Regions from separate parts of the Mus musculus genome. Here region 1 is linked to region 2. The links are chromatin loops, found by intact Hi-C in ENCODE. Cell type or tissue: left cerebral cortex. All regions are shown on one strand.

Evidence for each region. Peaks named below come from ENCODE experiments on the same cell type or tissue, not always from the same donor. Only the 100,000 strongest peaks of a DNase experiment are listed, where the experiment ranks them.
Region 1: it touches region 2 in a loop (2.3-fold over the local background); 4 of 42 quality-filtered maps call a loop at or near these places.

What each region holds. Positions count from the first base shown.
Region 1 is chr16:10,568,913-10,573,912 of GRCm38, forward strand. It overlaps Clec16a (C-type lectin domain family 16, member A), which reads left to right. Exons shown (of 23, transcript NM_001204229.1): 5 at 2,582-2,687; 6 at 4,388-4,511. Among named protein-coding and RNA genes, the nearest start is that of Clec16a, 26 kb to the left of the region's middle. In left cerebral cortex, CTCF peaks have their summits at 1,977 (motif pointing right) and 3,073 (motif pointing right); DNase peaks (open chromatin) are centred at 716, 1,157, 1,989, 3,106 and 1 more place.
Region 2 is chr16:10,625,506-10,630,505 of GRCm38, forward strand. Clec16a (C-type lectin domain family 16, member A) reads left to right here. Exons shown (of 23, transcript NM_001204229.1): 13 at 1,874-1,996; 14 at 4,540-4,649. Among named protein-coding and RNA genes, the nearest start is that of Gm52264, 30 kb to the right of the region's middle. In left cerebral cortex, a CTCF peak has its summit at 2,709 (motif pointing right); DNase peaks (open chromatin) are centred at 283, 906, 1,947, 2,500 and 1 more place; H3K27ac peaks cover 2,824 bases.

The DNA.
Region 1 (5,000 bases), 57 kb before region 2:
AGGTGAGTGCTGGGACTGGCATTCTGGTCCTCAGAACTGGTTAGGAGGCGTTTTCAACCGCTGAATCCCACAAACTTTTTTCTTTTTTCTTCTTTTCCTTTTGATTTTTGAGACAGGGTTTCTCTGTGTAACCTCTGCTGTCTAGGCACTCATGCTGTAGACCAGGCTGGCCTCAAACTCATGGAGAACCACCTGCCCCTGTTCCCGAGTGCTGGGACTAAAGGTGTGCACCACCACACCTGACACAAACTTTTTTCTTTAATTGAACAAATTTTCTTGCTATTTTAATGTAAACTTCAGGTTAACTTGGCAGGGAGGAAAATGTCCAGAGGTTACCTTGTTGGAAACAGCAGAAACTCCATTTAGGTACAGCTTTTCTGCTCCTTGCAGTGTGACAAGAGAACTTCCAGGCCTCTCTGAGCCCCCTCCTTTGAGAAATGAGGTGAAACTATATACCTGGCTCTGGGTTTCAGGGACTCACTAGATGAGATTCCATCTTCAGAGTTGTGAGAAGTGATAAACTGGCACAGCTGTCCTTGAGGGGTCAGGTCCCTCACAGTCCTGGGAGAGCTACTCTTATAGCGCCAAGGAGCTTGAGATTAAGGTCAGTTTAGCTCACATGCTTAAAGTACAAATGGCAGCTGCGCTCTGCCTCACTGTAGGAAGGGCCCAGGGTTTTCCAGCTTCCTGCTCAGTAACTGCAGCTGGCATCTGCTCAAGGCTTGGTTCCATGTGGCCGTGTGATTGCCGATGCTCCAGATATCACTCAATCACATGCTGTTGTCAGAATTTCTGATACCATTTCCTCTCTCGTATCCCTTCTGAGAGAACTTTCTCAGAAAAGTCTGAGAATTCGCCCTCAGACTTCTCCCCATGTCCCACTGATTAGAGTTGCACCAGTCTCTTCAGTGTGTTGGACTTCAGGCTTGGCTGACTAGAGCTATTTTACTCAGTGCCCCAAGAGGCTGATGTCCTCTGGAGGCTGGAATGTGGCTGGAGGGTCTGCTTCACTGTCGTGGTGGTTAGCTGAATCTGGTTGTGCGTGGGAGACCACAGCTCCTGTTCAGGGGCCTCTTCCCAGGGCTGACCAGCATCCTTCCAGCCAACTTCCCTAGAGTGAGTCACCCAGCAGACCACGGTAAGCAGTGATGCCATCCATGCCAGCCTCGTGCCACTCACACTCACTCACTCACATACACTTACTCCTAGCATACTCTTTGGTCACACAGGCATGATCTGCCTCTGTGGGCGGATCCAGCATGAGTGTGACACAGGTGGTGAACATGTTTGGGGACTGCCTTGGAAGCTAGATGTCATACAGCCAGCTGCATGTCATTTGTGTGGCAGATATCACCTGAGTGGTTGTCCCACATGCTCAAAGCCTGTTTTTGAAGTCAGACCACAATCCCAAACTTTCTGAGTTTGGGCAAAAACCATCAACTCTTGTTGTATGGCAACAGTGAACCTTGATTTTCATGATTCATTAGTCTCTCAGAAGAAAATGCTAGCCAAGGGCCAAAAACATGAATGCACTTGAGAAAATAACATGATAGACTCCTGTCCCTGCCACATAGTAGGTGCTTGATAAACATGTCCAGGGAACAGCTTTCACCCAAAGGCTCTCCCATGTGGAAGAAAACCCAGACCAGAGTGAGGGACAGAGTATTTTTTGCTCAGGTGCCTTCTGAGTCGTAGTGGGAGGGCAGAAGTCATGGGTCTGGAAGAGCTGGACATCCCAGAAGCCTTGAGGATTTTTTGGTTTTTGTCTGTGTTTGTCTGAGCCAGATTAGTAGTTTCCACTTTTTAGATTCATACTTGATTGCTGGTCCTCAAAATGGAATTGCCCTTATAATTGCCCTGTTGTTATTTTGTGTATCCTGCTCCATTCCAGGAAGGGCTAGCTTAGAGGATCTCTGTCTACCATCCCCTCTCCTGAGCCACTCACACAGACTGGGTCCCTGAACGATATAGGAACATTGGCCACAGGAGGACAGCAAAGTACACTGCCAGGGCATTTTTGCTCCATCCTCTCAGGCTAAGGCAGTGTGAGTCTTGTTCTGAACCATTTAATTGTTTCTCTTTGTCCCCTTTTAACAGCAGAAGACTCCTAAGACCCTCTGCCTCCCTGATAATGCTACACTTTTAGTATTTCCAAATGGAGAATGGTATAACAGCCAAGACATGCTTGAACCTACTCCAACTTGGTCTTTAATCAACCAGGTCTGACGTAAATAACTAGCACTATTCTCCATGCACTGTAGATGCCAAGGACTAGGCAGAGCACTGGACCAGAAATGACCTCATTTCGTCCCAGAGGCCAGAGAGTGTGTGCTAGTACCCCAGTTTTATAGGTGAAGAAGTGGACTCAGAAATACCTCCTCATACAGCTGAACATGTAGGCCAGGTCAGACATTCTGTGTACATTTTCTCTTCCCTGGCTTCCTCACCTCCCATCATGGTGACATCTGGTGTGTTTTACTTTGGTTTTGTTCTGTTTTATCACAGTCTGACACATTTCAGAAAGCTTTGGGAGCAGGTCTGTCTTTGGATTTGTAACTTTTGGAACCATTTTTTGTTTTAGCACACCAATGACTTTGCCCTGTACACAGAAGCCATCAAGTTCTTCAATCATCCCGAAAGCATGGTTCGAATTGCCGTGAGAACCATCACTTTGAATGTCTACAAAGGTAAGTTTCCTCGTGCACTTGGGCTTCAGGTCGTAAGCCAAGTGCTGGCTCCCAAGCTCACAAACACAGTTCCAAGTTACTGGAGACCTTGCCTAGTATGAGCAGTGGCTGCTTGTCTGACAGAGATTTGCAGGCATATCACTGTTCCTTGTGGAAATCTTTGAGCTGTATACTCTAGCATTGTTCCCTGCTGCTGCCCCACCTTAGTCTATCCCAAGAAGTCTTTGAGGGGTTGGAGTGGCCATAAGCTAATTAGATAAAGCAAAACTGTCTTGAAAATTTTAGCTTTAAATTTTTGTGTTTTGGCTTATAAAATACGCTGTTACAGTTATTTGTTTTATAGTTTATCTTTAAATATGCATGAGAGCATTTCACATCACAAGCAGCAGGAGGCAGTATTGTATTCCCAGCCAGCCACCAAGGCCAGTATTAACAACAGTCCTTCCTTTCTCTCAGATGTATGTAATGCTCCATCCTGTGTCCAGTGGAGAGTCTTTCCACAAGGCCTGCCGGTGCTGGCACACAGGCTGCCTGCCTGCCTGCAAGGTTTTGGAGCTGGAACTGGCCCTCTTAAGACAATTCCTAAAGGCTAATTAATTTCCTTGTGGAAACCACAGTGAAGCTGGGCCTCTAGTTTCTTGGCCATTCAAGGGCTTTGACTTTCATGAGTCAAGGTGGTATTACTTGAGATGCAATACCAGTTGAGGGCCAGGGAAGGTCACCTTAAATTTAATTTAAGAGCTTTTTCTCAGAGCCTAATTTGGTCCAGCCAGAGATTGCAAAATGAGAGCCTGTAGACACAAACCATCCCTCAGACACATTTCAGTTGGCTCAGATGGAAAAAAAAATATACAGAACATCCAGGAATACCTTGTCTCTAAAAAGAAAGTGTGCGTGTGTGTTTGCTTTAAAATATAAAAATTTGGAGTTTTTACACTGTGCATTTCTGACTTGAAGATGTGCATTTGGGTATTCAGGGCCCACACTCCCATGGGGAATTAAGTGGTCAAAGGCTGAGAAGCAATCGTTGCTAGGGCTCCAACCCCCTAATTTGCTCTCCCAGCCTTCAGACTTGGTTCGCTGTGCAGCCATTGACCTGGCAGACTTCTGAGTTTGCAGCCTTGGCCATGCATAGTTGGTTCCACTGTCCTATGCTCTGTTTTCTCTTGCTCTCTTCTAACTGTGTCTTTTGGTTTAGATGCCTCCTGACTAGGCTTTGTCCTTCTGGGCCGCTGTCTCACCTTCCCAGTTCCTAACCCTGTTAACTGTTGTCTGTTTTTGCCTTTCCTCCAATGCCGATTCCTGTTCCTTATTCCAGTGTCATGTAAGTTATTAACCTCTGGTTTTCCTCTTTCTGAGCTTGCCTTACAAGTAAATGCAGGAGAGTTGGTTTGAGAGTGCTGCGTTCTCAGTTTAGTCAGGCCTTGCCCTTGCTGATGTACAGGCTCTCCAGTGCACTGAGTGTCCCTCCCTCAGTTATAACAGTAATGACTAAGTGTGTTAGTTGAGAGAAGAGCACCAGCACAGCTTTGTGTGATAACTAAGATAAATATTTCCAAGTATTTTCAGGAAAGACAGAGTCTCAGATGGTAGCAAGGTTTTTCATGGTGATTTTTGGTTTGTTTGGGTGTTTTGTTTTGTTAAACTGTCCTTGAATTATTTTGGTGGCTTACTATCTCTTCTTTTGTGCGTCCTCTTAGTGGATAACCAGGCCATGCTGCACTACATCAGAGACAAAACCGCTGTCCCGTACTTCTCCAATTTGGTCTGGTTCATTGGGAGCCATGTGATCGAACTTGACAACTGTGTGCAGACAGATGAGGAGTAAGTAGTGTTCCAGCCGTCTCATTGGAGAACAGGGTGCTGAGGATGTGTGTTTCCACCAAGCAAAAGTAGAGAGGAGAGCAGCACTTGTGTCTACGCAGGCAGTCAGGACTCCAGGCTGCAGAAGGCTCTGCTTCCCTGTTTGGGGTGGTGGGAAGTTGGAATTTTCCCATGTGCCTCCGTATGGGCACTGGAGCAACACTGCCTCTAGCTGGGGCTGTGAGGCTGCTGATCAGAAAATGAGGGTGTGTGAATCACCAAAATGTAGTGCATGGGTGACTTGTTAAAGCCCTTGCCTCACAAACCTAAGGACCTGAGTTCTATCCCTGGAAACGACATGGAAGTGCAGGGTCCAGTGATTGAAAAGGCAAGTCTCTGGAGCTTTTCGGCCAGCTAGTTTACTTGGTAAGTTCCAGACCAGTGAGATACTCTGTCTTTCACAAAAGACAGCACACACAAGCACCACACACAAACACATGCACATATACT
Region 2 (5,000 bases):
AGATTGACGCCGCTCGGGGAGTGAAGGCCAAAAATATTGGGTTGTGATTTGATTTTTGCCCTAGGAACCAGAGTTCTTCCAAGTCAGACACTTGGCATCAAGATGCAGAATCCACAAGTTCAGCCTCAAAGCAGTTCTGTGGGTGTGAGAGAGCCCTACAGAACACCAATCCTTAGGCCATTTCTTCCTTTCCATGTCATTTCAACAAAACAGAACACTGCTTTATAGCACCAGCATGTGCACAGTTTCTCTGGGAACCCAGCAGTGCCACCTCCACTGTCTTACCAAGATTCTAGATGAAACACCACCTGGTACTCAAGGGTTCTGAGAAGCGCCACCTCCCTAACTGGGATAACAGGAAAAGCTAAGCTTCAGGCATAAACAGTCCACAGGGGTCTCTGTACTTGGGTCAAGCACTGTGTTTATTTCTGCAAGTATTTCTCAAGCACCACATCAGAGGAAAGGATGGGAGTTCACAGTGTCTTGCCCCGGGCCCCAATCATTGTGGCAGCACTGGCAGGTCTTCCTGCCATCTCAGCTCCTGGCACCTCTTCAGGAAAAATATTATCATGGCCTCTGATTACAGACTTGCCCATTCCCTTTCCTTATCCACCCTCCATCCCACCCTTTCTTTTGTCTCTTATTACATACTATTTCTTTCCCTGGGGTGGGGGGTATTCCTTTGTATCTTGGTGATAGATATGCTTTATTGGTTTCACTTTTTGTCCACCTGCCTAGGCTAAAGGTTTGAGTCATCCTCTCTTTGTTGATCTACTCCTCAGGAGGAGGGCTGGCATCTGCCCCACTCAGCTCAGAGCCTGCCGCTATCATAGTGTGTTGGGCATCCCACTTAGCTCTTTGCTTTCATCAGTGAGAGCTTAAGGCTATGATTGTTGGGGCCTCATACATCTCAGCTCTGTTCCTTGGTCTGTGTCTGCATGGAGAAGAAAGGGCTGTCCTTACATGCACAGACTTGGCAGAGAATGGCAGTGAGTTGCTTTGGTGAAAGCTGCTTCTTTTCTACTTCTGCCTCATCTGTCAGAGGTGCCACCATTGGCTCCAGGGCCATTCTCTTCACTGCTAAGTGCCCGACAGCCCTTGTTTCTAATAGAGACACAGTAGGCCTTGAGCCACAGTGAGTTCAGTCAACAGTCATTGGCTAGAATGTGAGAACACTGTCCTATATGGCTTTCATAGTTACTGTTAGTTTTCACACCAGGTTGATGTCCTATTTACAAATAGCAATAGCAAATAAATGTTTTGTATAATAGTGTGTTTGTGTGTGTGTGTGTGTGTGTGTGTGTGTGTGTGTGTTTATTCATGTGGGTTTAGAGGTGTGTTGCGTGTATGTGTGTATTCGTATGGGCTTAGGGTGTGTGTGTACATGTGTGTATTCATGTGGGTTTATTAGGTATGTGTGCATGTGCATGTGTTTGGAGGCTAGAGGCAAACCTTGGGTGTTCCAGGTACCATCCCCCCTGCTTTTTGTGACAAAGTCTCTCACTGGCCTAGAGCTCACTGATTTGGGCTAAGCTGTCTGGCCAGTGAGCCAGGATCTTCTTAGTGCTAGAATTACAGCATGTACCACATACTGTCCATGGCATCTGAGGATTGAACTCAGCCCTCATACTTGTGCAGCAAGCATTTACCAACAGAGGCATCTCCCCACCATTGGAACATGTATGTTGTGATATATCTATGCACGCTCAGTGTACACAGAACCCAGACAGAAGCTAAACCAAGGCAGTGGCCATGCCAGATGTCACTGAAAAGTAACATGGTGGCAGTGGCTGCAGACCCCATCTTCAAAGAACTTTTATCTTCCCACTGAGCAGCTTTACCAAGGACCATTTTTCTTCTTTCTCCATTTCAGGCATGGATCCTGAAAAACTAAAACGAATTCAGCTCCCAGTGCCAAGTGAAGCTGAGAAAACCACCTACAACCATCTGCTGGCCGAGAGGCTCATCAGGATCATGAACAATGCTGCTCAGCCAGGTACTCCTGTCTTGGGGTATGCGAGGGAACAGATTCCTAGCCAGGCACAGAAGCTGTAGGTCCCAGATCTGCTCTTTTTGAGAAGCTGGAAAACTCTCAGCTTTTCCTTTCCCCTAGGCACCAACATCTGCCTTCTGTTGCGGGCAGGACTCGGTCTCTGGAGCTGTGTGCACCCTCAGGTGCAATCACACCTCTCTTCTCCCTCTTGACCAGCCTTTCTTTTCTTTCATCGTGGCTGGGACCCTCCTTTACTCGGGAGTCTGAGGCCATATTGTGGGGATGAACTAGGCTGGGAATCTGGGTGAATCAACAGGTTTGAAGGTCAGGTGAGGATACACTCTTTTTTTTTTTTTTTTTTTTTTTGAGGAAACATTCTTGTGCCCATTGTCTCCAGTGGTTTGGCCCAGCACCCATCTGTAGCCAGCCACTGAGGTGATGATAGCAGTGGGATGAAGCTGTGGGCCTAGGCTTTCCCAGCTGCAGTAAGGACTATTTTTACTCCAGGAGATATGTGACTATGACTAGAGACACTTTGAACAGAATGACTAATAATGTTCCTGGTCTAGTGCTAAGCACCTCAAGTTGCCCAGGACCTCTACAGGTTAGAGTTATCTGGCTTGGAATGTCAACGGTTGCATAGTAGCATTGAGGGAACTGTGTGGTCAGTGGTCAAGGATAGGGTCAGCTCTGGCTAGAACTTGTGAAGGCAGGAACTTGATGGCCAGCAGAGGGAGTGGAACTGCTCTGGAGAGGCACATAACCTCCAAGTGGAGAGGGAGAGGAGGTCTGGAGTGGATAGATTGGCCTGCAGGAATGAGCAGAGACCAATTTTCCCTGGGCTTTTATCATGCTAAACAGAACCTGCTTTGCACGTTTATAGCTTTGGCATTTGTAAGCACAAAATTTTCTCCTCTGTTTCAACCTTGGAACATTAGCGAATCAGCGGGCTGTTGTCTTGGGTGTGTCCCTGCTTGGGCCTCAGTATCTTAGAACTCAGGGACAAAGCCCAAAGACTCTCTGTTCCCTCATTCTCCTACTACACTTCCACCTTTCCTTAGAAATAAAATGCAAAGGGCTGGAGAGATGGCACAGTGGTTAAGAGCACTGACTGTTCTTCCAGAAGTCCTGAGTTCAATTCCTAGCAACCATATCGTGGCTCACAACCATCTGTAATGGGATCTGATGCCCTCTTCTGGTGTGTCTGAAGACAGTTATAGTATACTCGCATACATAAAATAAATAATAAAAAAGGAAGGAAGGAAGGAAGGAAGAAAGAAAGGAAGGAAGGACAAATAAGACAAATAAGACAGTTTGCTTAATAGTAGTTGGCCTTAGGTTAAGCAATAAGTATCTTCCCTAGGAGAAAGGAGATGGCTTCCAGTAGCAAGCAGTTACCTTTCCAATGCAGAAAGTAGCAGAGACCCAAAAGCATTATTAAGCCAGCGCCCACCCCACCCCCACTGCCCTAACAGATTTCATAAGTCAGCCATTGTGTTTGTGTTTGCTTATCAGTTTCTGCTTATATAGTTTAAGCTAGTCTGGATTGGCTTTCTGTTAACTGTGACCAAATTGTGATAAGCTTCGTGCTGTACTAGCCAGCACCCAGGCCTGGAGCCAGGTGCTGTGTAAAGTCCCAGGAAGAAATCTCTACAGACACCCAGTGTGGTCAGCCCCGTGGGAAGGAGAGTTTGGAGCCCCTTTCTGGACACCTTCCAAAGACTGGTGATGTCAGCAAGGGTGGGGTGGCTAGTGCTGGCTGTCAGGCCCGCTCATTCAGGCCCCAGAGTTGTTCCTGGACTTCTGCCATACTGTAGAACTGAGCCTCACTGGTTCTGCTGGGCCCCTTTGCTGTTGTTTCCTGATCAGGAACAAGGGTGGGAACACCTAGTACTCAGAAGTATAGGTGCTGAATGAAAAATGAAATAAGAGGAGGGTCTGACGACTCCTGAGAGTGCAGACGAGTCCTGTAGAGATAAGGGAGATAACTGAGAAGTAGGCAGAGGGAAGAGACCAGGCTGGGCATGGCCAGCAGACTGAAGTGGACCATGAGAGTAGAGAGCAAGCGAGGTAGTCTGGCCAAGAGACTAGTGTATGGCTGAGGTATATAGGCTGGGAAAAGGGAAATGGAACCCAGCCCCTGAGAGGGAAAAGTTTAGGGTAGTGGGTTGTATAAGAAGTGCTGAGTTTCAGATTTAGCAGGTGAGAGGGCCCAATTCTAAGTCACATGACCCACAGTGGGTCTTACAGAACTTGCTGTTCTATTTCCTCACCTGGAAGAAGAAAACTGTTCTGGACAGGCACAGCTGCAGCACAGCCTCCCGCCTTCCCTTGCTCACACCCGACAAAGGGACCCATAACTTACTAGGAAGGGGATTGATATGAAATGGTCCCACCCCCACTCCCATCCCCCATCCCCAAAGTGAGAGGCTTTGGATGATAGGCCACCAGGTGGTGGTTAACCTCAAAGAAGGAAAATAAGGCCTTGTGTTTGGGGTGCACACTGGGCTTTGTGGGTACTGGGCTGATTCTGCTGTGCTCTACAGATGGCAGGATCCGGTTGGCTACACTGGAGCTGAGCTGCCTGCTCCTGAAGCAGCAAGTACTGACCAGCTCTGGCTGTGTCATCAAGGATGTGCACCTGGCCTGTTTGGAGGTGAGGCCATGCCTTCCCCTGCCCTTCCTGTACTGTCGTCCCTCAGCTGAGGAGATCAGCCATGAGGTTCTTGGCACTGCCTGGTCTGGACATCCCTAGCTTAGCTCAGAGAAGCTAGGCCTGAGATACCTGGTACCCCCACCCCACCCCACCCACAGTCCTGCTGAAGCCCACTTGTCCGGAGGTGCCTCCCTCCATCCAGACCACTGGAAGATTCCCAGATTCTTGCATTGTAGTGGCTAATTTTGGAGTAATCTGCTTCTGGGTTAGCCCTGGGAGTTTTCAAATGTTCCTTTTGTGTGACAAAAGCTTTTATACATGTAAAAACATATATCTACCTACAGAGTGTAT